Regions from separate parts of the Mus musculus genome. Here region 1 is linked to region 2. A link is a loop called in an ENCODE intact Hi-C map of the cell type or tissue named here. Cell type or tissue: heart. All regions are shown on one strand. Each heading gives the region's core, and the rest is flanking DNA. Links, peaks and the distances in the headings are about the cores only.

Region 1 (8,346 bases), core at 129-8,128, 170 kb before region 2:
TGTGGATAGAAGTACACATTCTCCTTCCTGTGAAGGCTGGAAACAAGGTCAACACCTGTCTGTGTCCATACCCAAGTCAAATCCAGCCCCCTATTCACTGAGTTCTGGAAGCTCTGCTATTTCCATGATCGTTCACACTGACCCCTGTTGATCTTACCATTAACCATTTTCCTTTTTGATTTAAATCTCATTTTCCACTCCACACATAAATTTAATTTCTGCTTGACAAGGGTAGCTCTGATTGTCTTGGGAATAGTTCCTTATGTTTTCCTCATACTCAAACAGTACTTTCCTGACAGTTTCAAGATCCTAACACCAAATATTGACATTGTCATAGAAATGTTCATGAATCACATGTATACAAAAAGATAATGTGAGAAATAGACATCACAATTCAGGTTTGATGCCCATATTTCTACTAATCTTCTGTGAAGAGTTTCCAATATAGATATGTTGTTATTAATATTTTCAGAATTACGTTATTATGTAAGAAGTTTTGTAAGCAAGATTTGTTCTCAAATATATGCCCACGTTGAAGACAAGATGTACACATACACATATAATTTATATTAAAAACTGATTTTGAGAATGCTAGAACAGGTGGACATACATATTTAACAAAATGAAAAGTTAGATTCTGTCACCCTACGTTTTCCCTTCCACATCCATCCATTTTACAAATAGATCCAGTTATCTATCTGCTTTGTTGCTTGAAACTGCATCCTATTTTTACAAAACATGCACATACACAAAGAAATAATGTTTTTTAAATATTGTCATGGTGATTTCAAAACACAGTTATCAGTTTGTCTTTGTATGTAGTTGACCCTTTCCAATCTTTATGGGACATCTTTATGTAGGTATACTAGGGTGTTTTTGTTGCTATATACACATTAACGTCTCTGAACTGTGAATATTCATACCAAGTATTAATGTATTGTTGAGCTAGAATAGAATGATACTCTGTTTGAATTGTTTGTGTTAATTCTACAATGGACTGCTTTGAAATGCATGGGTCTTTAAAACCTAGGCACTCTCTGCCCTTTTCATTCCATTTCTCAATTCATCTTTATAATTATATCATTTCCCAGATTTAGACTCATTATACTACACACATTAATCTTCTTCCATGAACTGACCATTGGAATGAACAAACACAGTATAAGTCACTTTTCCATAATTAATGTAGTTACTGGAAACTATAAAAACTTTGCTTTTTTCTCCTTATTCATTCCTTTACACTGGTCTACATATTTGTAATGCTGTGAGTAGGGCAACACATGGTGACACATGATTTTCATTACTATTGTCACTCTAAAATATTGATAGGATGTGTTTATGACTCTGGATAAGCCTGAAAAATTGATGATTAATGCCCCTGAGCTCTGTTCTTAGTAACATGTGAACATTTATTTGTGTCAGTGTAGTAGATCTCACGTGACATCTTATAATAAACCTGTAAATGAAAGTAATTTGCATTACTAGCCCAGCCCAGCCCATACTAAGAGTTATATTATGTCTGTCTCACTGCCTGCTGCTGACCAATATTGAAAATAATAGACTTGGTTTGTGAATTATGGCCTGGACTTCACTTATACTCTCTCTCCTGGCTCTCTGCTCAGGTCAGCAGCCTTTCTACACTGCAGTGGGTATGCAACAATACACATCTTGTCTCTGATTTGCTACTGATGACTGGATTTCTTACCTGTTTGCAGGAGCCAGTTCCCAGGCTGTTGTGACTCAGGAATCTGCACTCACCACATCACCTGGTGGAACAGTCATACTCACTTGTCGCTCAAGTACTGGGGCTGTTACAACTAGTAACTATGCCAACTGGGTCCAAGAAAAACCAGATCATTTATTCACTGGTCTAATAGGTGGTACCAGCAACCGAGCTCCAGGTGTTCCTGTCAGATTCTCAGGCTCCCTGATTGGAGACAAGGCTGCCCTCACCATCACAGGGGCACAGACTGAGGATGATGCAATGTATTTCTGTGCTCTATGGTACAGCACCCATTTCCACAATGACATGTGTAGATGGGGAAGTAGAACAAGAACACTCTGGTACAGTCTCATAACTACCATCTTCTTAACAGGTGGCTACATGTCCCTAGTCTGTTCTCTTTTACTATAGAGAAATTTATAAAAGCTGTTGTCTCGAGCAACAAAAAGTTTTATTTCAACAAATTGTATAATAATTATGCCTTGATGACAAGCTTTGTTTATCAACTTGGCAGAACATAGAATCATTGAGAAGGGAACGTCAATGTACAGTTTATCTACATTGGGGTGTCCTAAGGAACCTTTAATTAATTGATGGGGAAAGATCATTGTGGGTAGCATCATGATTCAGGCACACTGTCCTGAACTGTATTAGCAGGAAGTCAAGCTGAGTGCAAGCAAGCAAGTCAGGAAAAGATCAAATATATACTCATTTTTGTGGTGTTGGATTTGGAGTGTGATGTGACTAGATGCCTAAAGTTCCCTTTGCTGTGACTTCCCTGCAATAATGGACTGTAATATGGACCTGTGAATAGAAACAAGCTCTTTCTTTCACTAGATGCTTTATATTCTGGTATTTTAAGTCAGCAACTGAAATGAGACTAAGATATATGTGTTCATAAAATTTCTTAAGGGAGCATATGTCACCCTTCACTGGCAGAAACTTTTCTACAAGTGCTGATACAACATGGTTTCTTCAGGATACCTTCTTACTGCTTTCTTTAGTTTGCTGCATATGCCCATCCATGACTGATTCCTGTTTAACGTATGGTAAACTTGATTTCCCTGACAATGCCTTTTTATGTTACCCTGGATCCTAGTTCACCAGAAGCCTAGGTCTTATGAACGCCTCCACCATGAAGGACTATAGTTACAGAGACTTACACCTACTCAGACCTATCAGGAACTTTACTCCAGACATCAGAACACTATAATTTTCTTTACTATGTGCATATCTACTTGCTGGCAATTTTCATGGTATATGCTATATTCAGTATCATCCCCATAAGAGATCATGACATCTTATTTTCTCTTGAATATTGTAGTTTTCTTTACTGAATGTAGAAAAGTAACTTGAATAAGAAAGACAGAGCTACAAAGACAGAATTCAATAAATAGACTCTTCTAGATTTGTCAACCCCAGGACTGAAACAAAACAAAACAAAATGACAAAGATACCATGTATCCTCCACTAATGAGAAAATTTATCCAGTGACACAAAATGAAATTTATCTGAAGAAAGACATGACAAGAAATCAAAAGTATATTAAAATTATGTTCAAATAATTCATAGAGTACATGAATATACATTTCAGAAGAAAAACAAATAGCTGAATGCTATAAGGATGTCAATTAAAAATATAAAAATATAATTCACTGAGTAAATAGAATTACTGACAAATACAAGCTGAAATAATGCTGTAAAAAACTAATTAGGCCAAACAGAAAACCCAGTAGACCCTTATCAGTGGAGTGGACCACATAGTAAATAGACTTCCAAGGGAATGAAGACAAGGTAGAAGAGTTAGGTTACTCAGAATTGGTCAATTATGAATGAAAAGTATATATAGAACACAGGAAATTTTTGAGACATCAGGAAAAGCACCAACCTCCAGATTATGCCATAGCAGTAGTAGTAGTAGTAGTAGTAGTAGTAGTAGTAGTTGGAGGAGGAGAAAAAGAAGAAGAAAAAAGAAGAAGGAGGAGGAGGAGGAGGAGGAAAGGAGAAGAAGAAGAAGAAGAAGGAGAAGAAGAAGAAGAAGAAGAAGAAGAAGAAGAATGCATAGAATATATTTTCAATAAAATCATAGAAGAAACAGTCTCAAATACAGAATGAAGAGTTCTCATCCAAGTACAAGAAATTCAGAGAACACTGAATAGATAGAATGAAAACGGTAACCCACCATGGCATATTTTCTGGAATCATAGGAATCCCTGTAGGAGTAGGATATTGACTGAATGTGTGTTTGTAATGAGCAAGAGGTCTTTAAGACTCTGACACTAATTGGCCCATGGTAAATTGATTAAGTCATTGCCCATAAAGACCAGGTTCAAAAGGAATAGCAATGGTTTCCTTAGGAGGACAAGTATAAGTATTACAGATGATTGGTCAGTGAGTACAAATACTTAAAACCTGTAGCTTCTTCCTCCTGGATATTCCCATCCCAAGGTGTCCAACTTAGACCAGATGAGTATTCCCCCATGCTGTACCTAATCAATATGCCAAGGTTCTAGTTGTGTTAATGCTTGACACCTCCTCCTCATTCCAGAATCATGATGGGTTTTCCATGATGGTTATTTCCTTATTACCCAGCCATTCATAGCTAGGATTCCAAGGCAGAAACTATACAGGTTACAGCAACATATTAAACTTAAAATAACAAAGCCAGAGAAAAAGAAAGGCTACTGAAATTTCTAAGCAAGAAAGGCCAAGTAAGTTATAAAGCAGGCAAACAGAAAGAACAATGGATTATTTAATAGAAAATTTTAAATGCTAAAGGACCTGGAAATATATATTCCATAATAATAATAATAATAATAATAATAATAATAATAATAATAAAGTTAACCCATGTGTTACGGTTTCTGTTGCTGTGAAGAGACACCAGAAACAAAGCAACTCTTATAAAGCACAACATTTTGTTGGGGCTATCTTACAGGCTCAGAGTTCCACTCAATTATTATTGAGGCAAGAAGCATGATGTATCTAGGTAGGCCAGGCACTGGAGTGGCTGAGAGTTCTACATCTTTTTCTGAAGGAGAAAAGGAGAAAACTGGCTTCCAAGCAGCTAAGAGAATGTTCATAAAGCCCACCACCTCAGTGACACACATTCTCCAACAAGGCCACACCTCCTAATAGTGTCATTACCTCCTCCAATTGTTCATACCAACATATCATATTATTATAGCAAAAGTTTTTACATTGTAAATAGAGGGGAAACCAAAAGCCTTTTATAATCCAAACAAATTAAAAGTACTTATGGCCACTAAGTCAACTGTACTTTATTCTGACTGGAAGCATGAACAAAAATGAGATCAGAGGAAGTCACCACATTTCATAGGAAACATACAAAGCTGGGATAGATAATCAAAAGATGCCCCCCAAAAATCATAAAATAACCAATGTAAAAGGAATTAATAAATATCTGTCAATACGTCTGATTAATGGCTTCAGCTTTTCAATAAATGATACATAATAGCAGATTTGATTTGAAAACCCAATGTTATTTTTTTCTGATTTCAAGAAACATAATTTATCATTAATTATAGATACCACCTTAAGATCAAAGGAAGTAAAAGATATTCCAAACAGAGCTAAAAGACCAGTGGGCACAATTATTCCTATATGTCACTAAATAGTATTAGTCATAAGAAATAATATTGCTCATCAAATGAATCATGCCACACAAGAATATTCCAATTGTAAATATACACCATTTCATATTCTAGACATAAGTCCATCGGTTATCCCGAACATATTAGTATGATAACTTCAGTAGCTCACCCCTATCAATAGACAGGTCATCAAAATAAACATAAAGATAAAATCATTATAAAGTTATATTACAAACCAAATGGAAACAATGGGTACATACAGATGATTTCATTAGAAAACTAAAGAAATAATAGTTTGTCAGCACTTCATGGAATTTTTCATTCAAGTGATGATATGTTAGAAAACAAATCAAATATGTGCCAATATATAAAATCTAAATACCATCCTGAATTCTGACTGAGTACAGTGGAATAAAATTTTGTTTCAACAGCAACAGAACTTACAAATATGCACAATGTTATGGGGACTAAACAAAAAAAAAATCTGTCAAGGAAGACTTTTTAAAAATGAATTAAAGTAACCTCTGGAATGTAATTAAGGAAGGCACATTAAAGGTAGTTCTGAGATAGACCTTTATTGTGCTAAGAACTTAAATTAAAAAAATAGTTCATTTTTGAGATGATAAATATATCAATTCTGTCTCCCCTTTATTGCTTCAAGTATTCCCACAAAAATGTACAGGCACAGATATTTCTAATCACATAAATATAACCTGTTTAGGCTGAGTAATGTTCCTATATTATATAAAAATTTAAACATTATCTCAAATTTGCTGGGGACCAGGATTTGCTGAGGGCAGGGTCTGGAGAAGGGAGGATGCAAGAGTATGAAGGGAAGGAAGGATCAGACTTGGGGCTACATTTCTTTCCTGAGAGACAGGGCAGAGAGGACGCATTTTTTGGTTTGGTTTTTTTCTACTCTGACAACTTTTGTCTTTTTAAGGTTATATTTATACAGAAAATCATTTCCTCAAAAAATTGTATTCCTTGATTACACAGCTGTTGAAAATATATTTTCTTCTAAAGTCTTCCTTGGTTACACAAGAATATTGAAAAAGGCACAAAGCAAACAAACAGCAATTTTATAAGAACTAAAACAATATTTTGATAAAAACAATTTTCTTTAAATTCAATATCATCTTCCTTAAGATTGGTCTTGAAAAGCCTTTTAGTTACAGAAATGATAGAGCAGCTGACTCTCTTTGAATTTGATTGTGTTGAAGTTTGGCAAAAGATAAATAGTTCAAAAGTCATTTCCTACTACCTATTATATTAAACTTGGTTTTGTTAAAAAGTTTATTCTCTAACCCTTATTTAATTCTTCTGTTCCCTCCTCTATATTTCTTTTATATTGAGCATCAGACCACTGTCCTTTTCCTTTCAATCTTAAAACGTTGTTCAGTCCCTTTGCTTAAGCAAGGGTGGTCTATCAGCAAAGTTATGATCTGACAAGTCTATTCAGGATGGCAGGCACTTCACTGAGCACAGATGACTCTTATGCATCTCTCACATGAACCCTTTTTTCAGTACGATTCTTATCTTTCTTACAATTCTGTGAAGAATAGGAGAACATCCGGATTTCTAAAACTGCTTACTTTTGCCTTTAGGAAGGTATCAAAGCTTATAATTAACTTGCATGATCAAAATCTCTTCCTTTTCATTCAAGTTTCTTGTTTCTAAAGTTGTACAATAAAACCTAGCAATTCGGCCAGAGCACCTGGGGGAGCCATCTTGGTTCCTGTATCCCTCAGAGCCTAGTCTGCAAAGGTGAGACAACGTAAATAACAGAAAGCCAACATTCACTTGGAAACTGAACAATACTCTCCTCAATGATACCCAGGTCAAGGAAGAAATAAAGAAAGAAATTAAGGACTTTTTAGAGTTTAATGAAATTGAAGCCACAACATACCCAAACTTATGGGACACAATGAAAGCATTTCTAAGAGGAAAACTCATAGCTCTGAGTGCCTCCAAAAAGAAACTAAAGAGAGCACACACTAGCAGCTTGACAACACACCCAAAAGCTCTAGAACAAAAGGAAGCAAATTCACCCAAGAGGAGTCGACTTCAGGAACTAACCAAACTCAGAGGCAAAATCAACCAAGTGGAATCAAGAAGAACTGTTCAAAGAATCAACCAAACGAGGAGCTGGTTCTTTGAGAAAATCAACAAGATAGATAAACCATTAGCCAGAATTGCAGGAGGGCACAGGGACAGCATACTAATTAACAAAATCAGAAATGAAAAGGGAGACATAACAACAGATCCTGAAGAAATCCAAAACACCATCAGATCCTTCTACAAAAGGCTATACTCAACAGAACTGGAAAACCTGGATGAAATGGACAAATTTCTAGACAGATACTAGGTACCAAAGTAAAATCAGAACCAGATTAGTGATCTAAACAGTCCTATATCCCCTAAAGAAATAGAAGCAGTCATTAATAGTCTCCCAACCAAAAAAAGCGCAGGACCAGATGGGTTTAGTGCAGAGTTCTATCAGACCTTCAAAGATATAACTCCAGTTCTTCTCAAACAATTCCACAAAATAGATACAGAAGGTAGTCTACCCAATTCTATGAAGCCACAATTACTCTGATACCTAAACCACATAAAGACCCAACAAAGATAGAGAACTTCAGACCAATTTCCCTTATGAATATCAATGCAAAAATATTCAATAAAATTCTCACTAATCGAATCCAAGACCACATCAAAACAATCATCCATCCTAACCAAATAGGTTTCATTCCAGTGATTCAGGAATGGTTTAACATACAGAAATCCATAACGTAATCCACTATATAAACAAACTCAAAGACAAAAACCACATGATTATCTCGTTAGATACAGAGAAAGCATTTGACAAAATCCAACATCCATTCATGATAAAAGTCTTGGAAAGAGCAGGAATTCAAGGCCCATACCTAAACATGATAATAGCAATCTGCAGCAAACGAATAGCCAATATCAAAGTAAATAGTGATAAGCAGGAAGCAATCCCACTAA
Region 2 (8,346 bases), core at 208-8,207:
CCTAAAACAAAAGGATATACCTTCTTCTCAGCACCTCATGGTACCTTCTCTAAAGTTGACCACATAATTTCTCACAAAACAGGCCTCAACAGATACAAAAATATTGAAATTGTCCCATGCATCCTATCACACCATCACGGACTAAGGCTGATATTCAATAACAACATAAATAATGGAAGGCCAACATTCACGTGGAAACTGAACAACACTCTTCTCAATGATACCTTGGTCAAGGAAAGAATAAAGAAAAAAATTAAATACTTTTTAGAGTTTAATGAAAATGAAGCCATTACATACCTAAACTTATGGGACACAATGAAAGCATTTCTAAGAGAGAAACTCATAGCTCTGAGTGCCTCCAGAAAGAAACTAGAGAGAGCACACACTAGCAACTTGACAACACAACTAAAAGCTCTAGAAAAAAAAAGAAAGCAAATTCACTCAAGAGGAGTAAAAGGTAGGAAATAATCAAACTCAGAGGCGAAATCAACCAAGTGGAAACAAGAAGAGGTATTCAAAGAATCAACCAAACCAGGAGCTGGTTCTTTGAGAAATTCAACAAGATAGATAAACGCTTAACGAAACTCACTAGAGGCCATGGGGACAGCATCCTAGTTAACAAAATCAGAAATGAAAAGGGAGGGGGTGGTGAGATGGCTCAACAGGTAAGAGCACCCGACTGCTCTTCTGAAGGTCCTGAGTTCAAATCCTGCCAACCACATGGTGGCTCACAATCATCTGTAACGAGATCTGACTCCCTCTTCTATTGTGTCTGAAGACAGCTACAGTGTACTTACATATAATAAAAAATAAATAAATCTTTAAAAAAAAAGAAAGAAATGAAAAGGGAGACATAACAACAGATCCTGATGAAATTCAAAACAACATCAGATCCTTCTACAACAGGATATACTCAACAAAACTGGAAAACCTGGATGAAATGGACAAATTTCTAGACAGATACCAGGTACCAAAGTTAAATCATGATCAAGTTAACGATGTAAACAGTCCCATATCCCCTAAAGAAATAGAAGCAGTCATTAATAGTCTCCCAACCAAAAAAAGCACAGGACCAGATGGGCTTAGTGCAGAGTTCTATCAGACCTTCAAAGAAGATCTAATCCCAGTTCTTCACAAACTATTCCACAAAATAGAAGTAGAAGGTAATCTACCCAACTCATTCTATAAAGCTACAATCACTCTGATACCTAAACCACAGAAAGATCCAACAAAGATAGAGAACTTCAGACCAAATTCCCTTATGAATATCGATGCAAAAATACTCAATAAAATTCTCACTAACTGAATCCAAGAACACATTAAAACAATCATCCATCATGATCAAGTAGGTTTTATTCCAGAGATGCAGGGTTGGTTTAATATATGGAAACCCATCAACATAACCCATTATATAAACAAACTCAAAGACAAAAACCTCATAATCATCTCCTTAGATGCGGAGAAAGCATTTGACAAGATCCAACACCCATTCATGATAAAAGTCTTGGAAAGATCAGGAATTCAAGGCCCATACCTAAACATGATAAAAGCAATCTACAGCAAACCTGTAGCCAACATCAAAGTAAATGATGAGAAGCTGGAAGCAATCCCACCAAAATCAGCGACTAGACAATGCTGCCCACTTTCTCCCTACCTATTTAACATTGTACTTGAAGTCCTAGCCAGATAGATTTGACAACAAAACGAGATCAAGGGGATACAAATTGGAAAAGAAGAAGTCAAAATATCACTTTTTGCAAATGATATAATAGTATATATAAGTGACCCTAAAAATTCCACCAGAGAACTCCTAAACCTGATAAACAGCTTCGGTGAAGTAGATGGATATAAAATTAACTCAAACAAGTCAATGGCCTTTCTCAACACAAAGAATAAACAGGCTGAGAAAGAAATTAGGGAAACAACACCCTTCTCAATAGTCACAAATAGTATAAAATACCTAGGCGTAACTCTAACTATGGAAGTGAAAGATTTCTATGATAAGAACTTCAAGTCTCTGAAGAAAGAAATTAAAGAAGATCTCAGAAGATGGAAAGATCTCCCATGCTCATGAATTGGCAGGATCAACGTTGTAAAAATGGCTACCTTGCCAAAAGCAATCTACAGATTCAATGCAATCCCCATCAAAATTCCAACTCAATTCTTCAACGAATTAGAAAGAGCAATCTGCAATTTCATATGGAATAACAAAAAACCGAGGATAGCAAAAACTCTTCTCAAGGATAAAAGAACCTCTGGTGGAATCACCATGCCTGACCTAAAGTTGTATTACATTGCAATTGTGATAAAAACTGCATGGTACTGTTGGTAGTGACAGATAAGTAGACCAATGGAATAGAAATGAAGACCCAGAAATGAACCCACACACCTATTGTCACTTAATCTTCAACAAGGGAGCTAAAACCATCCAGTGGAAGAAAGACAGCATTTTCAACAAATGGTGCTGGCACAACTGGTAGTTATCATGTAGAAGAATGTGAATTTATTTATTGCTATCTACTTGTACTAAGATCAAATCTAAGTGGATCAAGGAACACCACATAAAACCAGAGACACTGAAACTTATAGAGGAGAAAGTGGGGGAAAGCCTCGAAGATATGAGCACTATGGAAAAATTCCTGAATAGAACAGCAATGGCTTGTTCTGTAAGATTGAGAATTGACAAATGGGACCTCATAAAACTGCAAAGCTTCTGTAAGGCAAAAAGACACCGTCAATAAGACAAAAAGGCCACCAACAGATTGGAAAAGGATCTTTATCTTTTCTAAATCAGATAGGGGAATGATATCCAATATATATATATACAGAACTCAAGAAGGTGGTCTCCAGAAAATCAAATAACCCCATTAAAAATGGAGCTTATGCTAAACAAAGAATTCTCACCTGAGGAATACCGAATGGCTGGGAAGCACCTGAAAAAAAAAAAAAAAAAAAAACGTTCAGCATCCTTAATCATCAGGGAAATGCAAATCAAAACAACCCTGAGATTTTATCTCACACCAGTCAGAATGGCTAAGATCAAAAATTCAGGTGACAGCAGATGCTGGAGAGGATGGGGAGAAAGAGGAACACTCCTCCATTTTTGGTGGGATTGCAAGCTTGTACAACCACTCTGGAAATCAGTCTGGCGGTTCCTCAGAAAATTGGACATAGTACTACCAGAGGATCCCACAATACCACTCCTGGGCATATATCCAGAAGATGGTCCAACTGGTAAGAAAGACACATGCTCCACTATGTTGATAGAAGCCTTATTTATAATAACCAGAAGCTGGAAATAACCCAGATGCCCCTCTACAGAGGAATGGATACAAAAACATGTGGTACATTTACACAATGGAGTACTACTCAGCTATTAAAAAGAATGAATTTATGAAATTCCTAGGCAAATGGTTGGACTTGGAGGGCATTATCCTGAGTGAGGTAACCCAAACACAAAAATCAAATGATATGTTCTCACTGATAATTGGATATTAGCCCAGAAACTTAGAATACCCAAGATATAAGATACAATTTGTGAAACACATGAAACTCAAGAAGAAAGTGTAGACACTTTGCCCCTTCTTAGAATTGGGAACAAAACACCCATGGAAGGAGTTACAGAGACAAAGTCTAGAGCTGAGACAAAAGGATGGACCATCTAGAGACTGCCATATCCAGGGTCCATCCCATAATCCGCCTGCAAACGCTGACACCATTGCATACACTAGCAAGATTTTACAGAAAGGACACTGATATAGCTGTCTCTTGTGAGACTATGCTGGGGCCTAGCAAACACAGAAGTGGATGCTTACAGTCAGCTATTGGATGGATCACAGGGCCCCCAATGGAGGAGCTAGAGAAAGTACCCAAGGAGCTAAAGGGAACTGCAACTCTATAGGTGGAACAACAATATGAACTAACCAGTACCCGGGAGCTATTGACTCTAGCTGCATATGCATCAAAAGATGGCCTAGTCGGCCATCACTAGAAAGAGAGGCCCATTAGACTTGCAAACTTTATATGCCCCAGTACAGGGGAATGCCAGGGCCAAAAATTGGAGTGGGTGGGTAGGGGAGTGGGGGAGGATGGTATGGGGGACTTTTGGGATAGCAATGGAAATGTAAATGAGGAAAATACCTAATAAAAAATATTTAAAAAGAAAAAAAACATAGGCAATCAACTAAGAGTCCTGGAAAATGCCAGAAAATTGGGAGATTTAGGCTCCTCTAAGACTTTCATACCACTGTAAACACTTAATCCTCCTCAAAATTGAATTGGGTTATTTTGCAGAGAAAACAAGACCAATCAAGTTCAAGACATATGAGAACTTCTGATCATGTCCTCTGACATTAGTTGTCATTCTAAAATGTCACATAATATTCAATTTTGGCAATAATTCTGGACACAACATGTGAAATTCTGTCACTAGTATCTAATACATGATCCATGATCTTTGATACATTAACCCAATCTTGGACTATTTTTTCCCTCATTCTTTAATGTCTTAAGTATGATTCTTACTAAATAACCTGTACATATGATTCTCAAAATCAATGATTTCCTCTTTCAGTCATGGAAATCATTACTTGTGTTTTGTCAAAGCACTTAAATAAGGATAAATCCCCAAAACATTGAAATCAATGTACAAAAAATTGAGACTAATTTCTGAAACAAAATATAAACTGAAATAATTGAAGAGGAAAATGTAATACTTATTAGGCAGCTTGGCAAATAAATGTAGGGTTGTCTAGTAACAATAAGAGTGGTTAAATGAACAAATGAGAATAATAAAGCCACTAGAGGGTGGTGTGACCCTTCTCAGAAGTCTTCAGAGACCACGTGTTTAAATTCACTGAACCATATACAGTTGCTCATTGGCCCCTTACAGTGTTACAAGATCTGATTCTTCCCAGGGGGAAAATCCATCTCAAAAAACACAGGGCCTCCTTTGATCTGACTCTCACAGTGTAACAAGGTACTAGAAGGGTTTTACAGCTCATAAACATAATGCACAGTACATATAGTTCACTGGGAAGAGCTTCTTGATTGTGAGAGATTTCAGAATTACACACAGAATATCAGAGCCACAAAAGTTAGAAATTAGTCTATGAATGCTTTAATTCAGTCAGAGATTAGGGGAGCTGCAAAGTGAAAATATTTCCTTGGACATGATGACTGTGCTCCTTGTGCCTGTGCCACAGTCCTGGTTTGCAGTAAATGAATTACTAAGGACCATTTCCCCAAAGAAACCTTGGCACAGAAGAGATGCTATTTGCTCACTAATTGAGAATCAGTAGCTGCATCTTCTCAAGTCTGTAAGTATATTAAGCAGACCTATACCTTGCTCATCTGGTACTGGTTCCTGACTGGTTCCCAAGACAAAAATCAAACTTCGTCTTACTAAGTCTGTGTGTGTCTGAGAGAGAGAGAGAGAGAGAGAGAGAGAGAGAGAGAGAGAGAGAGAACTATCAACAATACTTTTGAGAGCAGAATGAGGTAATCATGGATGAAAACATATTTGTAGGGAAAACTCAGGTTCTGGCAAGAGGTATGGATATAATGAGACAAGAATCAGAGTCAGCCCACTGTAAAGTAAGGATCAGTGTCCCTCTGTCTGTGACTTGTGTTTGCCTTTCCTTCTGCTCTTCCCAAAAGTCAGAGGGAGATATGTATATTTGCAGATCTCAATTCCTACTGCACATTGCACACCTAGGCCAGGAATACCTAGGAACACCTATTTTGATCCCAACTGAGTATTCTCTCATGGTCTTTGCCAGGTTATGGGTACTCAGCTGCCTACACTATCTTGTTGAGGTATAGAGAACGCCAGCATTCAGCCACTGCTCTGCCCATTGCCCTACTGTTCAGGTATAGTTTATTTCCCCAAAACTTCTGAATTCACTCAATCCCAAACTGGTGGAAGTATTCAATATCAAACATCAAGATGTGGATAGAAGTACACATTCTCCTTCCTGTGAAGGCTGGAAACAAGGTCAACACCTGTCTGTGTCCATACCCAAGTCAAACCCAGCCCCCTATTCACTGAGTTCTGGAAGCTCTGCTATTTCCATGATCGTTCACACCAATCCCCTGTTGATCTTACCAGTAAACATTTTCCTTTTTGATTTAAATCTCATTTTCCATTCCACATTTAAATATAATTTCTGCTTGACAAGGTTTGCTCTTAATCTTTTGTTCCTTATGATTCCCCAATATTCAAACAGTACTTTCCTGGCAGTTTCAAGATCCTAACACCAAATATTAACATTGTCATAGAAATGTTCACGAATCACATGTATACAAAAAGAAAATGTGAGAAATATGTATCACAATTCAGGTTTGATGAACATATTTCTATTAATCTTCTGTGCCAATATTCTAATATAGACATAGTGTTATTAGTATTTTCAGAATTACATTATTATGATATACTTTAAACAAGGTTTGTAAGCAAGATTTGTTCTCAAATATATGCCCACGTTGAAGACAAAATGAACACATACACATAAAATTTATATTAAAAACTGTTTTTGAGAATGCTAGAACAGGTAGATATACATATTTAACAAAATGAAAAGTTAGATTCTGTCACCCTATGTTTTCCCTTCCAAATCCATCCATTTTACAAATAAATCCAGTCATCTATCTGCTTTGTTGCTTGAAACTGCATTCTATTTTTACAAAACATGCACATACACAAAGAAATAATGTTTTTTAAATATTGTCATAGTGATTTCAAAACACAGTTATCAGTTTGTCTTTGTATGCAGTTGAGCCTTTCCAAACTTTTCAGAGCATCTTTATGTAGATATACTGGGGTGTTTTTGTTGCTATATACACATTAACTTCTCTGAACTGTAAATATTTCTACCAAGTATTAATGCATTGTTGAGCTAGAACAGAATGATATTCTGTTAGAATTATTTGTGGTAATTCTAAAATGGACTGCTTTGAAATGCATGAGTCTTTAAAACCTAGGCACTCTCTACCCTTTTCAGACCATTTCCCAATTCATATTTATAATTATATCATTTCCCAGATTTAGACTCATTATACTACACACATTAATCTTCTTCCATGAACTGACCATTGGGATGAACAAACACAGTATAAGTCACTTTTCCATAATTAATATACTTAACTAGAAAATCTATAAAAACTTTGCATTTTTCTCCTTATTTATTCCTTTACACTGACCTACATATTTGTAATGCTGTGAGTAGGGCATTATCATGTGGTAAAACATAATTTTCGTTACTATTGTCACTCTAGAATATGGATAGTGGGTGTTTATGACTCTGGATAAGCCTGAACAATTGATGATTAATGCCCCTGAGCTCTGTTCTTAGTAACATGTGAACATTTACTTGTGTCAGTGTAGTAGATTTCACATGACATCTTATAATAAACCTGTAAATGAAAGTAATTTGCATTACTAGCCCAGCCCAGCCCATACTAAGAGTTATATTATGTCTGTCTCACAGCCTGCTGCTGACCAATATTGAAAAGAATAGACCTGGTTTGTGAATTATGGCCTGGATTTCACTTATACTCTCTCTCCTGGCTCTCAGCTCAGGTCAGCAGCCTTTCTACACTGCAGTGGGTATGCAACAATGCGCATCTTGTCTCTGATTTGCTACTGATGACTGGATTTCTCATCTGTTTGCAGGGGCCATTTCCCAGGCTGTTGTGACTCAGGAATCTGCACTCACCACATCACCTGGTGAAACAGTCACACTCACTTGTCGCTCAAGTACTGGGGCTGTTACAACTAGTAACTATGCCAACTGGGTCCAAGAAAAACCAGATCATTTATTCACTGGTCTAATAGGTGGTACCAACAACCGAGCTCCAGGTGTTCCTGCCAGATTCTCAGGCTCCCTGATTGGAGACAAGGCTGCCCTCACCATCACAGGGGCACAGACTGAGGATGAGGCAATATATTTCTGTGCTCTATGGTACAGCAACCATTTCCACAATGACATGTGTAGATGGGGAAGTAGAACAAGAACACTCTGGTACAGTCTCATAACTACCATCTTCTTAACAGGTGGCTACATCTCCCTAGTCTGTTCTCTTTTACTATAGAGAAATTTATAAAAGCTGTTGTCTCAATCAATAAAAAGTTTTATTTCAACAAATTGTATAATTATGCCTTGATGACAAGCTTTGTTTACCAACTTGGCACAACATAGAATCATTGAGAAGAGAACCTCAATGTAGTTTATCTACATTGGGGTGTCCTAAGGAACCTTTAATTAATTGATGGGGAAAGATCATTGTGGGTGGCATCATTATTCAGGCACACTGCCCATAACTATATGAGCAGGAAGTCAAGCTGAG

Evidence for each region. Hi-C counts contacts between places; a loop is a spot of excess contacts. Peaks named below come from ENCODE experiments on the same cell type or tissue, not always from the same donor. Only the 100,000 strongest peaks of a DNase experiment are listed, where the experiment ranks them.
Region 1: it touches region 2 in a loop (7-fold over the local background); 6 of 42 quality-filtered maps call a loop at or near these places.

Annotation. Positions count from the first base shown.
Region 1 is chr16:19,254,075-19,262,420 of GRCm38, reverse strand. It overlaps Igl and Iglv2. Among named protein-coding and RNA genes, the nearest start is that of Olfr164, 28 kb to the left of the region's middle. In heart, for the core only: no CTCF peak of the experiment used is centred there; no DNase peak of the experiment used is centred there.
Region 2 is chr16:19,084,648-19,092,993 of GRCm38, reverse strand. It overlaps LOC105246083 (a long non-coding RNA gene), which reads right to left and starts at 2,934. Exons shown (of 3, transcript XR_875947.2): 1 at 2,905-2,934. It also overlaps Igl and Iglv1. In heart, for the core only: a CTCF peak has its summit at 4,815 (motif pointing right); no DNase peak of the experiment used is centred there.